2 separate regions of the Homo sapiens genome follow, and region 1 is linked to region 2. Evidence: chromatin loops called from intact Hi-C (ENCODE). Cell type or tissue: gastrocnemius medialis. All regions are shown on one strand. Links, peaks and the distances in the headings refer to the core of each region. The heading gives the core; the rest is flanking DNA. Region 1 has its middle 220 kb from the start of NUAK1. Region 2 has its middle 120 kb from the start of CASC18.

Region 1 (11,094 bases), core at 3,095-11,094, 100 kb before region 2:
GAGGAGAGAATGATAGGAAAAGCCTTGGGAATTAGGGTCATGATAGAACTTAGTGACTATGTGTGGAGAAGGAGAAGAGGAAGAGTTAACAATGACACCGAGACTTCTCACTTAGCCAATGTGTGGATGGACGAAGACATTATTGAAATTGGAAGGAGGCACTTGTTTGGAAAGAAATGGTGGGTTTATTAAATAAGAGCATGGTTATGTGGGGGAAATTCCAGTGAAGAGTAGGCAAAAGAAAATAACATTTACGGAACATGTTGTATGCTATGTATCAGCCCTGAGTAATAAATGGTAACTTACTGTCAGCGAGGCATGATTGGGAACTCTTTGTGGAGACAGGAAGTCACCCAGAGCTAGAGTGGACTGGACTTTGGGAGGCCTGGATGTCAGGAGACTGGTAGGATGTCTTTTGACATCATGTTCCTGAACTTGCCTTTAATAACCATATTTAGGCATTAACCCTACTTCTTTCTCAAATGTCATTCTGCACTTGTCAGGAACTGCCCTCATTCCTGACCAAACGCTTCCTGTTCTGCCAGGTGATCACACCTGGTGGCATCAGGCCAGCTCCACGTGCTGATGGTTCCTGCCCAGGCAGAAAACATATCGGAAGCTTCCTGGTTAAGGAATACTTTTCTTCTTACATAAAAGCCCAGTCTCTCATTTCTCAGCATCCCTGTCTGTGCCATTGGGATAAAAAATTCCCACTTCACAGAGTAATATTCAGGATGAAATGAGACAATGTAGGCCAAGCCTTATCATAGAGCAGAGCACGTCGTAAGTTATTGAACACACATTAGCTTCTCTTACTGTTGTTGGTATTCTTGTTGTTTTACCTGGAGTCTTGTGTTTATTCTCTTTTGCTATTTGGATTCCTCCTCCACAGTGCTACCAGAATGACCTTCCTTAAAAATCAAGTCTAAGGGACTCTTTCCTTCTGATTGCTCCCCAGTGTCTAAAGGTTAAGCTCCAGTGAGCACAGCCTGGAAGTCCTCCTCTCTCCCTTGTCTCACCACCCACCACATACCTCCCAACACCATCTGTTCCATCCCCACGGGATGTTTGGCTCTCCTGTGGACACATCAAGGCCTGTCACCTCTCTGTGTCCTCTTCCACTCTCTTCCCACTGTGTTCTTTACCTGGTAAACTCTTACTTATCCTTCAAGACTCAGAACAACCATGGCCCCTCAACCCTCGAGGTCAACTTCAGCTACTGTCGGGCAGAGTGATAGTGTCCACCTTCTAATATCCATATGTTTTTTACTTCTCATTATTGAAATAGTCCTAACCACATGACACTATAATTATCTGGTCACCTGTCTGAAACTAGCAACTTGAGCACAGGATGGATGTTATTCGTATGTAGTAAGCCCTCAGGATTCTTTGAGATTTGTGCAGCTGTGCCATCTGTGATATGGTTTGGCTGTGTCCCCATTCAAATCTCATCTTGAACTGTAGCTCCCATAATCCCCACATGTCATAGGATGGACCCAATGGGAAGTAGCTGAATCGTGGGGGTGAGTTTTTCCCATGCTGTTCTCGTGATAGTGAATAAATCTCAGGAGATCTGATGGTTTTATAAAGGGCAGTTGCCCTGCACATGCTCTCTTGCCTGCCACCATGTAAGATGTGCTTTTGCTCCTCCTTTGCCTTCCAGCATGATTTTGAGTCCTCCCCAGCTATGTGGAACTGTGAGTCCATTAAACCTCTTTTTCTTTATAAATTACCCGGTCTTAGGTATTTCTTTATTAGCAGCGTGAGAAGGAACTAATACAGGCTGCCATGTCTGTTGTGAACTCTTCTGTTCAATCTTTTTTTCATTGAGTAGTTCATAAAATATGGGTATAATGGATGGCTTGAACACTCAGCCTGCCCTCATGGAGCCCACAATTTAAATTCTAATTACTTTTCCATCTCTCATATAATTCAATAACTAAAATAATTTTCCATTTTTACTTTTGGGAGTTTGTATTATCAAAATGGTAGTTTCTTCTTTCATTTTCCAATGGTAAAGTTACCTTATAATATTGAATTTATTTTTCCAAGCAACAAATGCCACCCTAGAGTTACAGTCTTTTTCTCTTCACCAAAATGTTCTTATTTAAATTTTAACTTTCAGAAATGTAAGTCAAACATATATTCATAATTTAAAAAGCTAAGTAATGTTACAAATCTCTTAATGAATCAAAGCAAACCTTTTCTCCACTCTCCTCTGCTCGAGCCTCTTTCCCTAAACTTTTTTAAATTTTTAGCTGTTTCACCTTGTTTTTCTAAGTATTATGTTTATACTGCTGTTCTTGACTGATCTCTTTTGGGTATTATCTGGACTTCCTATTAAGGAAGATGAAGATTTAGTGCTCTTGTCTAAGCCTAAGTCTTCATTTGCTCTGACTCCTTTCTCAGCATAGTTATGGGAGAATGCACGCTAACTAAGGAAATACTCAATGTTTTACACTTATGCCAGCTATTAAGCTCAGCTCCAAACCCACCTTCTTATACTCTGCTCTGTGATGCTGTGCTGGGACTCTGCAAACTACGTTTTCTTTCTTCTCAGCTGGCTTCGTGAAAGGAGATGGAAAGTAGAAGGAAGGGGAAAAGGACTTCTTTCTCTTTCTTGCTGTTCCTACCAGAATCACACTAGCAGTTGGTTTCGGCCTCCAACTTCCTTTGGCACCAGTGTTTCAGAGGTATCAGCACCAGCCAAGTGGCAATCTCTTTTCCTAGCTCCATGGAGGTCTTCTTCCAAAGGTCTCTTGCTTCTGTAAGTCCAACTTCTTGTTGACTTAGTTGTTCAGCACTATTTACTAAAAAGCCTATTTTTGCACCAGCAATTCGAGAGGCTACATTTATCATATACTCATTTTCCATTGGTACTTGGGTCTAATTTTTGGTTTTCAGTTCTATTCAGTTGGTCTATTTGGCAATTCACGTGTTAGTACTACATTGTTTTACTTATATTTCAATGTCTGATAGGGTTAGTTTCCCTTGAAGTATTCCTTCTTTACTATTTCCCCAACTGTTTTTCCATGTGAACTTTTCTAGTCCTATGTGTATGGACAATTCTGTTAAGGTTGGTAGCAAAGAATTACAATCTTTGGAGTCATTTCTCTGTATCACTGCCACAAGTGGCACACAATAAAATCTCTTCTTTTCAATGAAAGCTACTCATCAATGGGTTTACATGGCTGGGGAATCCAGGCTGGCCTATCCCACTCTGCAGTGCCTGTGGTAAACAACTCACAACTGCAGCAATAGCTTCAGCGAAATGTGACTTTGAACTACAAATGACAGCCATTAGACAAGGACAGGGCTGAGGATTTTAAATGGCTACTGGAATATGAAAGCAAACAGGGTAAACCCTTAGCTAAAACATCACATTCAGGTTAAGGAAGCAAGTTACTTAGCAGGATAACTTATTGCTCCCCCCCAAAATAATTCACACAGTGAGTGAAAACCTAATAATGCTAGTAAAATTAAAATGAATAAAATGATAGAACAAAATGTAGGAGGAGAAATTGAAAAGTTTCCACTTTGAAGCCATTTGATTAGTCAACATATTGATGATGTGGCAGGTGATGATGACGAGGTTTGTGTAATCAGCTGAAAAACAATCGCTTCTCTATTTTGTCTGATGAATCAATGGATTTCATCAATAAATGCCATGATTTATTTGGTATTTGTACAAATCGTGGTATTTGTACGATTTGTAAATGATGGTGTTATTAAAGAAACCTTTTCTGTTACCAAAAAAAATTTGCCCCAAACAAGTAAAAGCCATCTATAGTGAGTGTCTTATCTTTATATCTAGAGACACAAAGTCTGTCTTTGAGGAACTGTGTATTGCTGGTGGCTCTTTGGTGATTGGCTCCATGAAAAGTTTAACCTCTCTTGTAAGGAAAAAAAAAAAAACCCTGCCACTATCACAACACACTCCTTTTTACAGAGAGATGCTAAAGGCAAAAACTCTTGGAGATGATATGAATCCAGATAATGGTACAAAAATGGTTAGCTTAAAAAGCAAAGACCAATTTACTCAAGAATGTTTAAAACATTATGGAAGCCTGAACAAAAATCACGTACAGTCTCCTGCTACATAAAGAAATTTAGTGGCTTAGAAGAGGGAAGGTTATCAACAGGTAGTAAAGCTGACAGGTGAACTGAAGGGGTACTTTCAAGAAAATAGCAAGAATTGCTGAGACTTTTGAAGGTGAAGAATGACTGCACAGATTAGCCTACCTAGAAGACATTTTTCATCACGTGCATCAGGGAAACAAGTCCGTGCAAAGGATTAGAAAGAATGTTTTGACTTCAAGTGACAAGATTCTTGGAAAAAATGATGTTGCAAAAGGAAATCTTGACATATTTTTATTGCTGCTAGAGGAAGGATATCTACAAGCCTCGTCTTATTATAAACCACCTAGAAGATCTGCAGTACCAAAGTGAAGAGTATTTTCCCTCCCTTTTGACACACGTGTATGATGGAGTGAGGGATCCTCTTTCTCCAACTTCTGCTCAGCCTGAGAACTCTCGACTGTGAGAGAAGAGGAAGAATTTGGTGAGGCACAGTCAGATTGTACGCTGAAGATGAGGTTTATTGATCTGCCCCTCCTCAAGTTCTGGGTTCTGTGAAGAAGAGTCTCTTGCCTTCCAAAGATACTCTTAAAAGAAAAGCAAGGGCATTTTTGCTGCAGTTTTCAGCTTCCTACATGTGTGATTAAGCTTTTCCTTGTTTAACATGCACCAAGAGCAAGGACAGAACTTCTCTCACTTAAGATGGAAATAAGATCTCTATGTACTTATTTCAAGTTTAACCAAGAGTTGAGTAATTGTGCTGAAAAAAAAAAAGCACAAATCTCACATTAAAAAGGTAAATGTTAGTTTTTATGTCAGAATAACATTGTTAATACACACACAAGCCTATATGAAAGCAGGAAACTAACGCATGTCTGTAATTATTTTGAGACAGCCTGCCTAAAGTTTAGCCTAATTATGTTAATAAGAAAAAATTTTTTTAAGAATTATATAAATTGTCCTAGGCCATATTTTTATTCACGTTGCTTTAGTTTGTGATTTCAATAGCTTTACTATTCAACAAAGTGTCAATACATTTTCAGGTTGTAAATACACATGTCACAATATAATGTATAACCTTTATTTAAAATATATCAAGCTACCTTTAGAGAAATTAAATTCCATTTTTTCTTAAGCCAATTATTTAACAGAAATGTATTGCATTCTCTTTATGAATTTTAAAGATGAATAGAAAGGAAAGAATGAGTAATTTCAAAACATGTAAGTTAAGTGTAGTTGCTTATTTTGCTCTGTAAAGTTTGGCTTAAAAAAGGTTTTAAATAAGGGGTAAAAACCTACTCTTGCACAGGCTATGTATTACATAACATTCACCTCTTGTACAGTAGATATTTAAGACTTTAGTCCTAGTTAAAGAAGTTTTCTTAAAAATTAAATAGGAAGGTTAAAAAAAGGAATGTGGGGGATGAAAGTTTATTCTACCTGCATACTTGGCCTGCATTAGGGTTGATATTCTTTATAGGGAGCGGGAAACCACAGAAAAAGATTAGGCTATTTGGTAAGCAAAATAGAGTGACAGATGATATTCTCTGCTCAAAAGAGCATTGACAAATTATTATTGGACTATGATATCTACAAGTTACTGGTTATGCTAATATACCAGGAGCTGTAGATAAAATATTTAGGTTCCTTGAGACCTTAAGATTATTTCAAGGGTTGGAAAGGCTAGTCTAGAGATTCTCTGGGTTCAGTTTCACAGGAGACCCACTTATCTTCTCCTGGATCCAGGGTATCCAAGTGATGTGGGGGACTATGTTGTTGAGGCTCCTATGATATAGATGCTCCGCCAGCCCCCTGTTTTCAGCCTAGGCTCACCTCCCACCTCCTGTGGTATCTGCTGCTCCACTTCCTGAGATATTCCAAGGCTGTCAGTTATGAATTAGCTTACCTCCCATTGGCTGCTGCCTCTGCCATGGCTTGGCCTTCCATAATTCAGTCTGGGTGGGCAGCCCTGGGAGAGAACCACTAAATTGGGTGATGCACTATGATTCAGTTATTTCTAACGCATTCTCAGACAGTGCTGGTCTTCAGCTCGCCCCACTCTTCGCATTCCCTCTTCTCAGACTTTGCGCTTTCCCAGCTTCCTGAGTCCATACCATCCCCTCATCTCCCCTAGTCCCCAGCCAACCCAGCCAGTGCCCTGTTATTTATTTATGGAGTGGCTCATCTTATTTGAGGATGACCCAGATTCCTTCCATCTATGAATCCTTATTTGCCAGCTGTCCTGTTACAAGCCCTGGGTAAGTTATATTAATAGACAGTGACTCATAGCACCGCACAATAATATAACCACCAGAGCCACTTAAGAGGGATGATATGAATGCACTGATTCCAGGTGGTCTGGGCCATATAATCAAGACAGCTACCTTTAGATGGTGGTGATGATGATAGGGGATCTAGTCTATTATTTTCTGGTCCCTTTGTAGAGTCTATTTATTTAAGCTTCTCTTGCCTGTATGAAATGGGTATTTTCTATTTTGTATATGAGAAAAAAGATCTCTGAAGTGTTAGCCAACTTGCATCAGGTCATAGCTGACTTGCATCAGCCAAGGCTGGAAGGGAAGTCTCTCTGATGCCCAAGCCCATGTTTTTCCACTGTCTGTTGCCTCAACTTTGATTATTTTCTGAGCAGCTTCAAGCAGGAAGAAGGAGATTTTTTTTGCCCACCTGACCATTATATTTTTACTTAGAGTTTCTGAACATTGTTGGCAATTTCTATTTCCAAATGTACTCGGTCGAATCCTCCCTTTGTAGGTGCTCATTGGCTCACAGAGGAATTGGCTGTAGTTTTGCTCACCCCTGCCAACCTCTTCCCTGTTGCCCCAGTAAGAAAGAACTGCCAGTGTTTGTACCATGCATGGACCTAATTAGTAGCTTTAATCAACCAGTACAAAGAGTGCCTTCCCTTTCCTGCTCTTGAGATTTCCAAATGTGCCTGCAGGATGGTTGCCTGTGATGCCTGGTGGTGCTCCCACAAAGGTGGGTTCCAGCTTATGCTCCTCATCAGCTCACGTGCCTGTGTCTCATGGTACTTGGTTCTAGCTGGGATGTTTTTGTTCCTCGAGGAGTCCAGGTGTCCTGTTTTTCACTCTCTGGGCCATGTGATTCCAGTGTGTTTATCTCAAATAATGTGTTCTGTTGCAAAAGGGAAAGAGCTAACATTAATTGGATGGAATTCTCAAGCCTAACATTGTACTAGCCGTTTTACATGCATTATCTCATTTAATCCTTACAGCAATCCAAGAGAGAGACAGTATTAAAGGCATTTACTGATTCATCAATAAACAGCATTGAAAATAGAGTATGTCCCGGAGTATGTTCCATTTGTGTTAGGTTGTTAAGTGCTGTGGGTACAGGGTAAATAACGGACAGTTTCTGTCCTCAGGGAACATGTAGTTAAAGGAAATTACAAATATTAAAACAAATAACTGTAAGTACCATGGACGTTGTGATGCTAACAACATGATCGGTATTATCACCGCAGTGACTACAGGCTCTATTACAATGCCCACAACTGCTCAGACGTGGTTTCCCAGTTATTCCCCATGACATCCTTTTGAGGTCTACAGTATCAAAATCCTATTTTCTGTTGAGACAACTGAGGCTTAGAGAGTTAAGTAATTTGTCCAAGATCCCATTAACAGAAATTGTTTGAGGATTAAAGAAGAAATTATGTGTAATATGGCAGGCAATGTAGCATAATGGTTATCAACAGGAAGACCCAGACTGCATGAGTTCAAATGTAAGCTGTGCTAGTTACTAGCTGCTTCATCTAGGAACAATTGTTTAACTCTTTGTGTCTCAATGGTCCCAATCTGTGAAATGGGAATAATAGTAGTACCTGCTCATAGTTATTATTCCCATGTTACAGGTGGGAAAACTGAAGCAGAAATATTAAGTCACAGGTTTATGGTCAGTGGCCAACCTGAGGCTCAGCCCAAGTCTACCTACCTGCAAAGTTAATGCTGTTACTATCGTCCTCTAGAAGAAGTTGGATTATTTTCCAGGCCATCAGAACACCAAGTTGATTCCTGGACCCCCTTACAATGGTGTCAGAGTAAAATGCCAAAGTACCTTTTGAAAGATGTCACTGGGCCTCCACCATTTGATATCTGGCCCTGGACACATTTACAAAGCAACATTTATGGGAATCTTCACTCAAGAGAAATGTGCTTAAATATAAGTGCTGGTGTGTAAACATGAATTGGCAAGTGGATGAGGAAGGAAAAAAATGAAGCTGGACAGGCCTTCAAGACAGAGAAGACCTCTGGGACTGACTGTGTGCATGACTGTGTGTGTCTGGTTGGGGTGGGGTCATCTCATTTGTGGAGAGAGCTTCTCTTCGAGATAAAAGGGACCTCTTCCTGCCAGAGATGAAAGAATGAAATGGTTTTATGCAAACGGTCCCCACTGAGAAGTGCCAGATCTCCATTAAAGGTGTCTGTCTTGTGTAACTGGTATTCAGAGCTTGACTCGCCAAGACCATTTGTTCTCTGAGGATGTCTAGAGACAATAAGGCTGGTGTTTCTTCTTGGACACACACACACACACACACACACACACACACATTTTGGCTGTGCTAGAGCTTTCAGCTGCCAACATATTCCCTGCCTGGGCTCCAGCGACAGCTGATAACCCCCATTAACATCTTGCTGCAGATGCTGGCAGCCTCACAGATCAGTCCCTACCTCAGGGCAGATTGCTGCAGAGCAGTTCCTCCCCCTTTCTTCCTCCACCACAACCCTATTAGGACCAAACATGTTTTTCCTTTTACCTCAGACATGCTTCTTCTTGTCTGGCCTCTTGTTTTTCTCCTGTACAGATTTATGAGGAGGATTCACGGAAACCCCCTGAGCCTCAGCTAGGCCTAGGGACAAGGCTAGCTTCTAGGAGGCATCTCATGGTTTGCATTCCATTCCATCCCCTGACCCTTTCGATCATGGAAGCTCACACACACGTACGAGTGTAAACCCATTGCACATATCTTTTCTAACCAGTCATGAAGTTTGGGTGTGTCTTCCTCTTGGAAATCTCTTCAAACTATCCATTTCACTTCCATCAGCACTGCCTGCATATAGACCACCACAGTATTTTGCTTGAACTTCTTCAGTAAAATCCCTAAACTTTCTCTCTGGTCTCCCTGCCTTCCCTCTTTCCCCACTGAAATTCACTCCCCCAAGTGAGCTTTCTAAAATGCAAATCTGATTTTGTGAGTCTCTTGCTTCAAGCCTTTAAATGCTTCCCTGGTATCTCCAAGACCGAGGATAAGTTCTGGCTCATGGTGGATGTTCAATAGAAGTTTCTGGAGTTAAGTAGAGTTGAATCTTCATTTTAAGCCAACGGAATATTCATTCTGAGAACTCGTTAAGAATGGCTTTATCTTGAGGACTTCATTCCTCTTCTAGTTTGTGCCTTCATACTCATCTGAAGTCCTTTATCTTATGTTAGAAGACTCTTTTACCTATAATTTTGTGTTCAGTGATGTTGGGGGTCTTCTGCAAAAAATTATTTTATATTCCAATAAGAAGTGGAATGTTAGAACTGGAAAGGACCTTTGAAGCTATGCTTTTAGCTTGAATAGGCTCAATAATGTGTTTGGGTTTCTGATCATTTGATGGAAAGGCACAGATTTAAAAGTTATAAATGTCTACCCCAACTTCCATCAACATGAAGCCAAATCTCAACAAAGGGCACAGTCCCCCACCCACAAATAAGCATTCATGAAAACGTAAAGAACAATTTTGATTTTAAGTTCTTGAGATGGCTTCCTCACAAGGCATCTTGGAGATCAACCAGGATGACATTTAAGAGATAGGGAAACTGAGGCATGGAGAAAGGAAGTGAGTGTTCTTAGGTCACAAAGACAGTGAGTGGCAGAACCAGGATTAGTATCCTCATCTCCTGGTTCACAAAGTGTGAGCACACAGTCTCCTAAATTGCCCCTGTGGAAGAGAATCTTTACCTAGGATAATCAAATACCACAGACGACATCCATGAAACTAGCAAAGCGGGTGATTTCAGTCAAGAATTTTCCCACTTCCCTGTAGGATAGCATCACTTATCTCAGTATCTAAAGGTAACAATGTAAGAGTCAAGGAAAATTAAGCACTAACATGGATGAATCACCATTTTGGGTTACAATACATACATTATCTCAAGTATTATTATCAAAATTTTTACAGATAAGGGACTGAAACACCAAAAAATTAAGTCATTTGCTTAGGTCTAATGTCCGCATTGGATTTGAACCCAGATCTCATTGATTCAAAAGTGGCAACTTCTTTTCTTTTCATAAATATATTTTTTCCAAATACCATAAGGACCACAAAAACTATAACAAATTAGAGCAATTTAAGAGCAATAAAGACAGTGCTTAAATATCCATCAACATACTTACAAATTGTTCTGTTAAAGCACCTCATTAACAGTGCTCTTGATATGCAGGGATAAACATAATTTATCCAGTTTTCTACTTGATATAAATCACGCTGTTAGGCTTCAGTGCAGAAAGAGAGTGCAGTAAGCCTTAGCTCAAAAAGTTATGCTTTCAAAAGAAGGAAGCACAGGTAGACAGAATACAATGTAGGTCCCAATTCATGAAAGAAGCATTGATAGCAGGGGATTTGTGGGGGAGTGTATTACTTTCTTTCCTTTGTGGACCTCAGATCAGAAAGGTTATCTTCATTGGCTCATGTAAGGCTTGTCATTCCATTACTGATTCATTCATTTTTGTCTACATTATTTGCTCTCATCTATTGTGTATCTTTTGTTCGTATGTATTATTATATAATTTTTTGTTTGCATGCATTTTTTTGGCTTTGTTTTTAAATTTGATTTTATTTTAGACTAGTCGCAGGTTTACACAATTTTATGATAGTTTTAGATTTACAGAATAATTGCAAAGGTAGTATAGAGAGTTCCCATATACTCCACACTAATCCTTGTTTCTCTATTATTAACCTTTTACATTATCCTAGAACACTTGTTGCAATTAATGAG
Region 2 (11,573 bases), core at 1,367-9,366:
TTTGTCAGATTTTTCAAAGATCAGATAGTTGTAGATATGTGGCATTATTTTTGAGGGCTCTGTTCCGTTCCATTGGTCTACATCTCTGTTTTGGTACCAGTACCATGCTGTTTTGGTTACTGTAGTCTTGTAGTATAGTTTGAAGTGAGGTAACGTGATGCCTCCAGCTTTGTTCTTTTGGCTTAGGATTGACTTGGCAATGCGGGCTCCTTTTTGGTTCCATATGAACTTTAAAGTAGTTTTTTCCAATTCTTTGAAGAAAGTCATTGGTATCTTGATGGGGATGGCATTGAATCTATAAATTACCTTGGGCAGTATGGCCATTTTCATGATATTGATTCTTCCTACCCTTGAGCATGGAATGTTCTTCCATTTGTTTGTATCCTCTTTTATTTCATTGAGCAGTGGTTTAACTACAAACATTTATATATATATATATACATATATGTGTGTGTGTGTATTTACATAAATGTATATACACACACACACACACACACACCTGGTCTTGATGTAAAATGCCTGTCTTACTGGGGGTTGATAAAACAGTTTGAAAGATACTGGTTTGGAGGATATTTTGTTAGCTCTAATATTTCTTAAAATTAAATCATCATAAACTGTTTAATAAGGGGTTTATTCATTCCTTCAACAATAGTTGAGTAATTAACCACCATAGTCAAAGTATTGTGCTTTCAAAGTAGGGAATGCCACAGATGAATGAATAAGACACAGGGTTTCATTTGTCAGATAGAGAAGTAGAAAAACAAATACGCTGTGATGCAAAAGGCTGTAAAACAAGTGCTAACCAGAGGTTTACAAAAGTGCCACGAAAGCACAAAGGACAAAGGAGTGAGTGTTAACTCAGGATGTCAGGGAAATTTGAACAGAAGAGCTGGCATTTTAGTTAGACTTTTTAAAAAATGAATCACTAACGCGTGCTCAGCACTTCCTATGTTGTCAGAGTTTCTGCGGGAAGGAATATTACAGGGATCACCTCATCTTATCCTCACATGTTCTCATGGCTAGGAGCTAGTTTTACCTCCACTTTATAGAAGAACAAACTGAAGCATAAAAAGGTGAAGGAACTGCTCAGGGATAAACAGCTGTGAAGTGGTGGGCAGAGCTTGTGGTGCATGTCATAAGATAGTGCATGTCGCCAGCTTAGGGTTGTGTGCACCACAATATGGTTTAGGATGTTTGGCCCCTCCAAATTTCCTGTTGCAACGTGCTTCCCAGTGTTGGGAGGTGGTGCCTGGGTGTAGGTGATTTGATCATGGAAGCAAATCCCTCATGAATGGTCTAGTATCATTCCCCTGCTCACAATTTAGTTATTGCTCCATTAGTTCATGCAAGATCTGGTTGTTTAAAGGAGTCTGGGAACCTTCCCCTTCTCTCTCTTACTCCTTCTCTCTTGCTCCAGCTCTCCCCATATGACCTTCCTGCTCCCACTTCGACTTCTGCCATGATTGGAAATTTCCTGACTGAGGCCTCCCCAGAAGCCGAGCAGATGCTGGCACCACACGTTTTAAAAACCCTGCAGAACCCTAAGCCAATTAAGCCTCTTTTCTTTATACATTACCCAGCCTCAGCTATTCCTATAAGGCAATGCAAAAATGGACTAACACACACCACCTGTACCACCTCCCAGCCATTCCCTCCTGTTGGTTCTTCCCCACTCGATTTTCCTCCAGCTACAGAGCATAATTTAGGATTTCACTCCCTCAAAATATTGTCATTTTCATTGTCTTTGCTACCACTGCCCCTCTGCCTTCTCCCTTCTGAAAAGACTTCTACAAAACCTTCATAGCCCAGCTCAATTGCTACCTCCTTTTTGTGTCCGTTCTCCATACCCTCCACATTCTTCCAGCAGATTTCATTGTTCCCTTGATCATATTAAAACTAGTCTTTGAAAAGTCTCTCAGATCAAGCCCAGTCGTGTTTCTCTTCGTTTCTGCCTCCCAGCACAGTGCTGGCATACTGTGGTTGCTCAATAAAGGAGAAGGGAAGGCAGACAGAATGTAGGATTTCCATGAGCAAATAAGTAGAGTTTGGAATCCCAAGCTGAAACCAACATAAGTAAGAGCAAAGAAGTGAGAGAACAAAATGGTCTGGTGGTGAATGGGGTGTAAGGTACCCAGATGCGTGCAGGAGGGGAGGTATCTAATTATACCAGCCTGGAGCCAGATTGTGCGATTGTGCAGCTGGCAGGCTTTGCCAGGAAGTTGGCACTCCATTTTGTAGACAGTGGTGAACCACGGAGGGGTTTCAGAGATGAGGGACAATATTTTAATTGAGTGACACACTCTATTCTGTTTCCTTACCTTTGAAGGGGTTGAAGGGCAAGAAGAAATATGAAAACTATTATGTACTTATTATATTTCAGGTACTGTCCTAAGAGCTTTCACTAATGCTCATGATAAGCTAGTACATTAGATGTGATTCCCTTGTTATTCAATTGTGAAGCAGAAACTCAGACAGGTTAAGTAACTGATTCAAGATCACACCAAGAGAAATAGCAGATTTAGGATTTGAGCCCAAGTTTCTCTAGTTCCAAAGCTTGGGACCTCCCTCTTCTCTCTCTTTTGCTCTTGTGGTTTGGTTTTCCCACCACATCATCCTGTCTCCAAAACTCTTAATAGCCTCAAGCAATCCATCCACCTGGTGAACATGGTAAAACACCGTCTCTACTAAAAATACAAAAATTAACTGGGTGTGGTGGCGGGCGCCTGTAGTCCCAGCTACTCAGGAGGCTGAAGCATGACAATTGCTTGAAATCAGGAGGCGGAGGTTGTAGTGAGCTGAGATCATGGTGCACGATCAGAGCAAGACTGTCTCAAAAAACAAAACAAACAAACAAAAAACAAAAACAAAAACAAAAAAACAAAAAAACAAAAAAACCGACTACCAACAACTCTTATTAGCCTTCCCACTCTTAGTACCTTTCCTTCTTCTCTTACCCACTTCTTTTTGCCTTGTTCTTCCTGGGTCCCTGGACCTAAGTGGCAGCTTTTAAAAAGAGGGTGACCTGAGCCTTAGCAGTAGATGCCACAGTGACAGTTTTATTTCCCTCCTTCCACTGAAAATAGGGGTATGGAGCCTGGAACAGGCTAGCGGGAGACAGTGGCTATGTGTCTGGTCCCTGAAATGTCCCAGCCTTCTGCAGATGTCTCTGCCTTCTGGGTATCTTTCTGATGCTTCGAAGGAGGCCTTCCCTCCAGCTCATGAGTACACAAAACAGCGAGATTGCCAATTTTAACATGTGTGGGCATCTGCTGATTTGAAACCTCCTTTTGGATGTACTTTTTGTTACTTTCTTTCTAAAACAGTTTTCTTCCAAGTCTGTCAGGCCAACCAAAAACACAGAAGGAATTATAGACTGAAAAAAAAAAAAAAAGCCAGCCCTCCTTTTCTTGATAATGATATTATGATTCTGGTATTCCAATTCAATCTTTTCCAAAGTTTTTGAGCAATGTATGTTGTATGTGTGCTTGTGATTAAAATATGATGTACCTTAAAAGCCATTCCAGCCTCTTGTGATGTGGTCATAAAAATTATTTCAGCATTAAATACCTTATTCTCATCCTGTCAACTTTGAGACCACTGCTAGATGAATCACTGGAGAAATGAAATGCTTAGCGAAATGTTTTTCTTCCTGATTGCAGGGCTGAGGCTTATTCGATTAAAGGATAAAAGTAAATTGATCAAATATGTGGATGCTTGGAGTTTATTTTTATCGCTCCTGAGCAAATTTTGGAATGCAGCAATCTGATTAGATTTTTCTCCTTGTGGTTCCCTGTGAAAGAGGAAGAGCCGACGAGAAAGCGCTGAGGTCCCAGCCCTGGGGGATGAATGATTGGCCAGTTTCCATTTTTAGCTTTCCTGACTTCTATGGCCTAGAGAATTGAAGTCAACATCAGGAAAGCCCCCTTCTAATAGAGCAGGCTAGCAATTGTATGGCAAGCTGACTTAGAAGCATTCATGGAGTTAATACAAACACACCGAGCTTGACGGACTCAACCTGCAGAGACCATTTCTATTAACATTCTCCCTCCAACTTGGGGTCCTTGTGGCCTCTCCCTCTTCCTCACCCTGATCTCCTTCGTGGTCTCATTTTCCAGGCCATTGAGGTTTCAGGAAAATGACAAGAAACTGAGAGAAAGCCGGGGGACATGAGGGCAGAAAAGGGACCGTTGGTTTTAATTTCAGCTGTGTTCTTAATTCTATCCCCAGCCAGCTTCCAGGGCCTTCTGGGGCTGGGGGAGTGGCCAGCCACCTTCCTGCTCTGCAATCCCAAACATTCATTAAATTTTCCTGTTTTAACACATCACTAACAACAACAACAATAAATAGCAAAATTGATGATGAGTCTTCTAGGTGTCCCAAGTGCACTGAGGCCTGACATTCCTTATGTCATTTAATCCTCACAATGCCCCTGTGAGGAAGGGGCTATTATAGTTTCCAAAGGGGTTAACTGCGGCACAACAAATTTATGTAACTGGGAAACATTGTAGAGCTTGGATTTGAACCTATCCATTTTTAGTCTGGGCCCTCTGTATGTAATCATGGCATCAAAATGTACTATTTTGCTGTTAAGTTGGGAGGCTTGAGATTACTACATGGAAAGCCTGCCATACCCAGCTCCTAGAAGGAGATCACTAAGGATCATAATCAAGGTACAAGTGTAGGAGGGGGCCAAGGATTCAGCCTAGAGGAGTGGAGGAAGGGCTTGGTGTGGTCAACTTTTTAATCTGTGAAATTGGAAATTTCTTTCTACCTCCCTTCACCCCAAGTACCTGGCAGAGTCTCTGCCCACTGAAGGCATTTCTGAAACATTTGCTGACTTGTAATTGTGAATGGAACTAAGCAATAAAAGGATCAAGGACTAGCGATGTACTCCAGCAGCCAAGAGACTTGAAAGAACCAGGAAAATACTGCTAAATATTCTGAAAAATATTACTTAGTAAGTTGATAAAAGTAACTAGAAGAAATTCCATGTTGGTACTAATGACAAGATGCAGGGAGAAAGGACTTTTTTTGAGGGCTTTCTTTTGCAAACAGCTTACAAACAAAAGAAGGAATCAATGGACACATGATGTTTCCCCTCCACGGGGGAGAAATGCCAGGTTAATGACTGCAGAGGCCAAACCATTTACAAAAATAGCAATATTTCTTGCACAATCAAGCTCTGAAAATGCACCAGCAAGCATGAGGAGGTTGCGTTAACAGCCAGGGACACACTGGAAGCTACTTGTTTCATTAAGTGACCCAGTCCTCTCAAGGCCAACACAAGCAAAGAATTTTGTGGCCTACCTCTGAGTCAACATTGAGAGGAGGCCCCTAATGAATGAAAATGCATTGAGTTCTTCCATCGAAAGGATGTGGCAGGCCCAGAGCCAGATCGAATTATTAGACTGGATTTATTTCAGGCCCTAAGTTTAACCAGCTGGAGTTCTTTTGAAAGTACCATCCTATGAAAACTTTTGAATAGAGGAATTTGCCACTTAATGGGGTTTGATTAGAGACAGAACACAATGTCCTTGGCTTGTATCCTCCTTCTGTACAGTATGCCCTCCACCCAGCTCGGGCCATCTGCAGTGCATGTCAGCTTAAGGGCTGCAGGCAAGGTGCTCAAAGAGCAAGGGTCTCCACAGATTTGATCTCTCTTTGAGTTGATGCTGCTAATGAACTTGTAACTCTTAGCAGGCCACCAGAGAAGAAACTGCCAAGAGTGAGGACAAGAGGGAGAAAGAAATAAGAATGAGCTAGGCTGGAAAAGCCATGGAACCATACCTGGGGAATGGTTTAAAGTCCACACACACCTTCCTCTCTGTACACAGGATGTACACTTGCTAACACAGCTTTAGCCAAGAACTCAAGTCACATAAACACTGCCATCCTGGGCTTCACTTTAATAGAAACATTCTTCTTCTCTTTGTTTTCAGATAAACAAATAGAGATGGATGAAATCCAAAGTGGAAATTAGAATGATGAAAGACTGACATTACATATAGTAATTCTATTAAGCATTTATAATATATCTCCACACATATTATAAAAATCTGAAGGATTTCTATCAAAATATTAGCAATGGGTACCCCTAGATGGTGAAATTAGAAATGATTTTCAACACATCTTCTTTTTTTCTCATTTTTTATTAAAATGTTTTCATAAGTGAACATGAATTGCCTTTGTAATTGGAAAACATTTTTTAAATTTTAAAACATGAGAAGCCAATATATGAAACTGATTGAACTATTTATTACTCTAAAATGTGTAAAAAGCAAAGATGATTGATGCTAAGGGTAGAGGTTAAGGCAATGTATTCAATAACTGAGGGAAGGAAGTGAGAAATCTTCTGGGAATAACTCCTTTGAACTATTCAGTGTGCTGACCCAGCGTCTGACAATGTCACATGCTTATTGGCCTTTACCAGGCAACATTTTTTTCCTGATGTATATACTGAATTTGACATAGCCTCACACATAGATTGCCCGTGCAGGATCTTTTTTTTAAAGAAAAACAACCATTTGTATTCATTTTTTCTCCCAAGTGCTCAAAGCCATAATATCAACTGCAAGTAAATTGTACATGTTGAATGACTGAATGAAGAAACCAAGACAGTAAAAGACATAACCCTTGCCCTGAAGGAATTCACCACTTAGTTGGAGACGTAAAACCCAGTACATGAAACAACTGGATGACAAAATTAAGAAGGGAGTTATAGAAGGATAGTTGGAGAAGGGGGTTAACACTTATTAATGCCTACTGTGTGCAGATTTTGCTAAATGCTTCCTATAAGGTACCTCATTCAGTCCCTTAACCAACCTATGCAGTAGGTATCATTTTCTCCACTGACAACAGAAGGAATCAGGGTTCAGAGAGTTTATTTTCAAAGATGCCACAGCTGGCAGGGCACTGAGCCAGGAAAGAACTTAGGGCCTTCTGAACCCCAAGTCAGTGTTGGATCTGCTCTACCCCCACGCCCCTTCCATGCAGGTCTTGTGTAAGGGAAGAATTTACAGTGAGGGTGTGTACTATGCATCAAGCCTGGAAAGGAAAGAACATGACAAGTGGATTTGGCAAGAGATGTTCCTGTAGTGCTGGTGCAGCCTGGCTCTTTGAATTTATCCATCTTCCTTCCACACACACCCAATAATACATGAAGGTGGGTTCCAACACTCTTGGAGTTGTCTTGATCTAATCCCAAACTACTCACCCCAACTCATCCTATGTCTCATATCCCAGCCTGTTCCAAGCTTCTTAGCCTCGGGTCCTGCAGTTATACCATCCTCTGGTGGTCCAAGGTGTCCCCCTGTACCTGACACTCAACTCCATTTCTCCAGCTTCCCCCTTTGGCTGCCACCTGCACCACAATTCAGCCTCTCTGTCCTATTGTGCTTCCTCGAAGGGTTAAATGCAATAACTTATGTTAAGCACCATCATCATGGTGATATCTGGGAAGCTTTTTGAACATGTCAGTGATGGTTACAGGGACTGGAAGTGGTTAAAGATTTGAGTGCTACTGTCTTTTGGATTTGGATTCAAAGTTTTGCTCTGTTATTTGACTAGCTTCTGCTTTTTTTGGCCTAGGCTTTTGACCTTGGGCAAGTTACCAAACCTATCAAAACCTATCTGGAAAATAGGGATAATGATAACACTACTTCTAGAGTGTTATCTAGAGTTATTAAATGAGAAAATACATGTGGAGCACCTAGCACAATGCGAGTCATAAAGGATTCACCAAACATTATGAATATTATTAATGATACCAGTAATTGCATCATTGCCATGATTACAGAAACTCTGCCTGGAGAACTGCAGGTCTAGTGCCCTATAGCCCAGCAAAAACCCTCGTGAATAGCATTCCCACTGGGCTCACCTGGCAAGTCAAGCAGTAGCTAGACTTTAGAATTCAAGACTAAAAATATCAGGTAGATTCAGCACATTGGAACCCAGAGAAAGGAAGACACAACAGCGAAAGGGCACACGATGTATGCATGTGGCAGGGCAAGGTATAAAACAGAACGAAAGAATTTTCTGGAAGAGGCGTTATAGAAGGAAAACAATTTTTCATTTCATGTATTCATTCATTTATTTAATAAATATATACTGCCAGTTGAGAATCCAAATATAAATAAGACAACTCTCATGGCTTCCAATCTAATGGGGGAGATATTTTCCTAACAAGATCAATGAATACAATGTAAAATGAGTTATACTACTGCAGTTAAAGGATCAAGAAATGGGGTGTTTGATTTTTGTAGATGTGCTTTTTATCAGGGTTTTCAGATGAGAAGGAATTTATGATGAATAGGGAACTCTTTCAGGGCAGAAGAAACAGTATACCTGGAGTTAGAGTCAGGGAGCAGAACATGATGGGTAAGGAGGTAGAAAGGTAATCTGGCATCAGATATTGAAGGGCCTCTATTGACAGGCTAAGGCATAAGTTTAAAATGTTTGGATTTTTTAAATTTGGCAAACACATTCCTAAGAACATACCTGTACTGTGGCTTCTAGTGCTCTATCTCACATGGTCCTGTCTACATCATCAGAAGTTTCCAGTTAATTGCAGGATAAATTCTAAACTCTAAGGAGATTCCAAAAATGATATCTCCTGTTGACTGGATGCTCCTTGCCCCCAGGCAAAGTTTGTAGAACACGCAGTGTGCATCCATGGCTTCATCTTCATTCATGACTGATTGACTTAGAACATTCTCCTTTCCCCCTCTCCTTTCTGTCCTCAGTAAATATTCACAGATCATTAGATGGTGGCACTTGGGAGAGATGATAGATGGCTAGAGAACTCAGATATCTAACTCACCAGCTCTTTTCTAGTCTTTGCATGCTTTTGCAAATAACATTTACCTATTCTATTTAGCCAGTGTAGCTGCTGTCACTTTCCTGGTGAGATGGTAGCAGGTTTGGGGATGGCAGCCTTTAGAGACCCTTGCATTAAGCTCAAGTATAAGTGAGGACACTCAGACTGCGTTAAGGCTCATGACCCATCCCACCACATCCCTCTGGTCTGGGCCTCTCTGTGGTGAACACAGTCCACATCTTCAAACGAATTGCATGTGCTCAATTGCTGAACCATGTAGTCCTGGTTTTGTCTATGCCTGCATTCTTGTAAGATGTCCTCACTATCATACTTTGGGTCAGAGGGAAGTGGGCAGAAGATGATGAAGAGCCAAGAAAGAAAGAAAAAGAGTGCATCCCTGAATGTGGTCCAGATCCAAGAAGGCCAAGGTCAGTGATGCCTAGGCCACAGGGAATATTGGAGGGAGGTGCTGCAGTGTTGAGGTTGGTGTTCCCCCAGGTCCCCTTTCCCTTCCCTTCTGTGGGTGTGCATGAGGCTGCTAGCACACCTCAGCTATCTCCTTCTCTGGAGACTGGACCTTGATCAGATAGGGGATGCCTACCACTGAAGGACCGCCAGAATAATGCAAGCTGGGCCCAGAGTTGCAATGCTGGAGATCATGCTTCCAAGCTCCTGGGGGACCAGCCTGAAGCCAATCTTCAGTCAGGAGCCCATCTTCCCTTAGCTTCCTTCCCCTGCCTTGCCTTGCTTCCCTCATCCCTTCCTCACAAGAGCAGTTCCTCAATAAATGTTTTTCACAAGAATCCCCATCTTAGGCTCTGCTGAACGCTTGCCAGGACAAGGAGCAAACAGCTGAGGACCAAATCCAGGGGGCAGAGTGGGAGAATACATTTTAGGAAAGTAATTTAATTTCCAGGTACCATTGTGTGACATGATGCAAGCACTGTCTAGGGAGGGGTTTGCCAGCAAACCTTGACTTTTACTGACCATAGCATTAAGAGCCATGCTACCCAGGTCCACACTCAAAAGGTTAATATGAAGTATATGCTTAGAGGTTTCATGGCTTAAAGATAACATTTCTTGAGTATTTTTCTTAAGAAAATTTGGGCTTAAGAAAAAGATGAAAACAAACTACAAAGCAGTTCATAGTTGCAATCATGCAAAACTAAACAAACTTTTATAAGCATTTTGATGTTATTTATTTCAAGATTTTTACTGTACATAAGCTACTTTATGTAGATAATTTAGTGGGGTTTTTTTTACTTAATATTAAATGTAAAAACCAAATTGCCATATTTATTTCCTGAATGGGTTGCATATTTACCATTTTACCAATCGTGTTTATATTTATTGTACTCAACCACCTTTCCCCCTAAGCATGATTTAAATGTTGTTTTGTAATGTCAAAAGTAAAGTAATATTTTAATGTCACTTTAATTTGCATTCCTTGTTTGATGATAAGGCTGAACGTTTTCTCACATAATGTTTCTTGGTTGTACTTCTCTTTCAGTCAGTTTTGCATGGGTCCTTGGCTATCTAGCTTTAGGATCAGACATTCTTCTTATCAATGTATAGGAACTCTTCAGGCTCCAAAGACAGCAACACTTTGTCATATGTGTTACAAATATGCCTGCACTTTTCTTGCTCTTTGTTTTCTAGTATTTCCTTCAAACATGCAGACATATTACATTTTTGTTTGCTCAAATTTACTAATGTTTTACTTTTTGATTAATTGATATTATTTTTAAACATGGAAGTTATGAATCCATTTGTTTTTGAGGTAATATGAAAAACCAAAACATTCATGGATGTCAATTTTCTTGGGAAAAAGATGTTGGCTGATTTTTATTTTCTTCTCTTTTTCTTATTTATATTTTCTAAGTGTTCTATGAATAATTAATTTTCGGTAATAAGAACAAAGTATAAGTCATTTTAAAAAATTTCTTCTTTTAACATCAAGTTTATTCCAGAGAGAGATGAATCCTTTGACTCCTCCAGGTATCTGTCATTGGCAGTGTTTCAATGAGCAATTGCCATGTGACAAATAACCCCAAAACCCAATAGCTTAAAATGACAGTCACTTATTATTATGTGTCTGTGGGTTATCTGGTGATTGGCTGATCTTGGCAAGCTCTCAGATGTCTGCAGGTGACTAGTGGACTCAGCAGAGCGGGGTCTGTTTGGGGCTGCTGGACTGCAACAGCTGTGCTTTAGGTATCTCTCATACCCCTCCTAACCCACCAATTAGCCCAGACTGTCCTTTACCTGGCAATGGCAGAAGCCCAAAGAGGTCCAGCGTAAACATACAAGGCCTCTTGAGGCCTAGACACACCCTCACTTTTGCCTCAATGTTTCGGCCAAAGCAAGTTGCATGGGGTAGGGAAGTATGCCCTGCCTTTATAGGGAAAACCCCAAAGCCACACATGAAGGAAGTCTAAAGAATTAAGGTGAAGAATGGGAATCTATCAGTTTATCACAGGCACCAGTAGATTTTTCTCTGTTTACTTGTATTTAGAAAGAGATATGTATCTATGCCTGGCTTGACTTATCAATAAAAAATTATCTTTTTAATTACAAAGGTCTATTATAAATCGATATAGGACCTTGCCTGAATATTTCATAGAGGTAAACACCCACTTCCAGACCAGGCAATGAAAGAAAAAAATAATAAATTAACCTCTGGTTCAGACATCAGACTCTGAGTAACTCGGAGGAGGCCTGAGATGGATAGGCAGGTTGGGAGTGTCAAAATACCCAC

Evidence for each region. A loop is a pair of places that touch in the nucleus more often than their neighbours do. Peaks named below come from ENCODE experiments on the same cell type or tissue, not always from the same donor. Only the 100,000 strongest peaks of a DNase experiment are listed, where the experiment ranks them.
Region 1: a loop joins it to region 2, with 6 times the contacts of the local background. A loop is called at or near these places in 3 of 110 quality-filtered maps.

What each region holds. Positions count from the first base shown.
Region 1 is chr12:105,918,068-105,929,161 of GRCh38, reverse strand. No RefSeq gene overlaps it. Among named protein-coding and RNA genes, the nearest start is that of NUAK1, 220 kb to the left of the region's middle. In gastrocnemius medialis, for the core only: no CTCF peak of the experiment used is centred there; DNase peaks (open chromatin) are centred at 6,259, 6,661 and 7,091; H3K27ac peaks cover 3,753 bases.
Region 2 is chr12:105,814,588-105,826,160 of GRCh38, reverse strand. No RefSeq gene overlaps it. Among named protein-coding and RNA genes, the nearest start is that of CASC18, 120 kb to the right of the region's middle. In gastrocnemius medialis, for the core only: no CTCF peak of the experiment used is centred there; a DNase peak (open chromatin) is centred at 5,200; H3K27ac peaks cover 2,240 bases.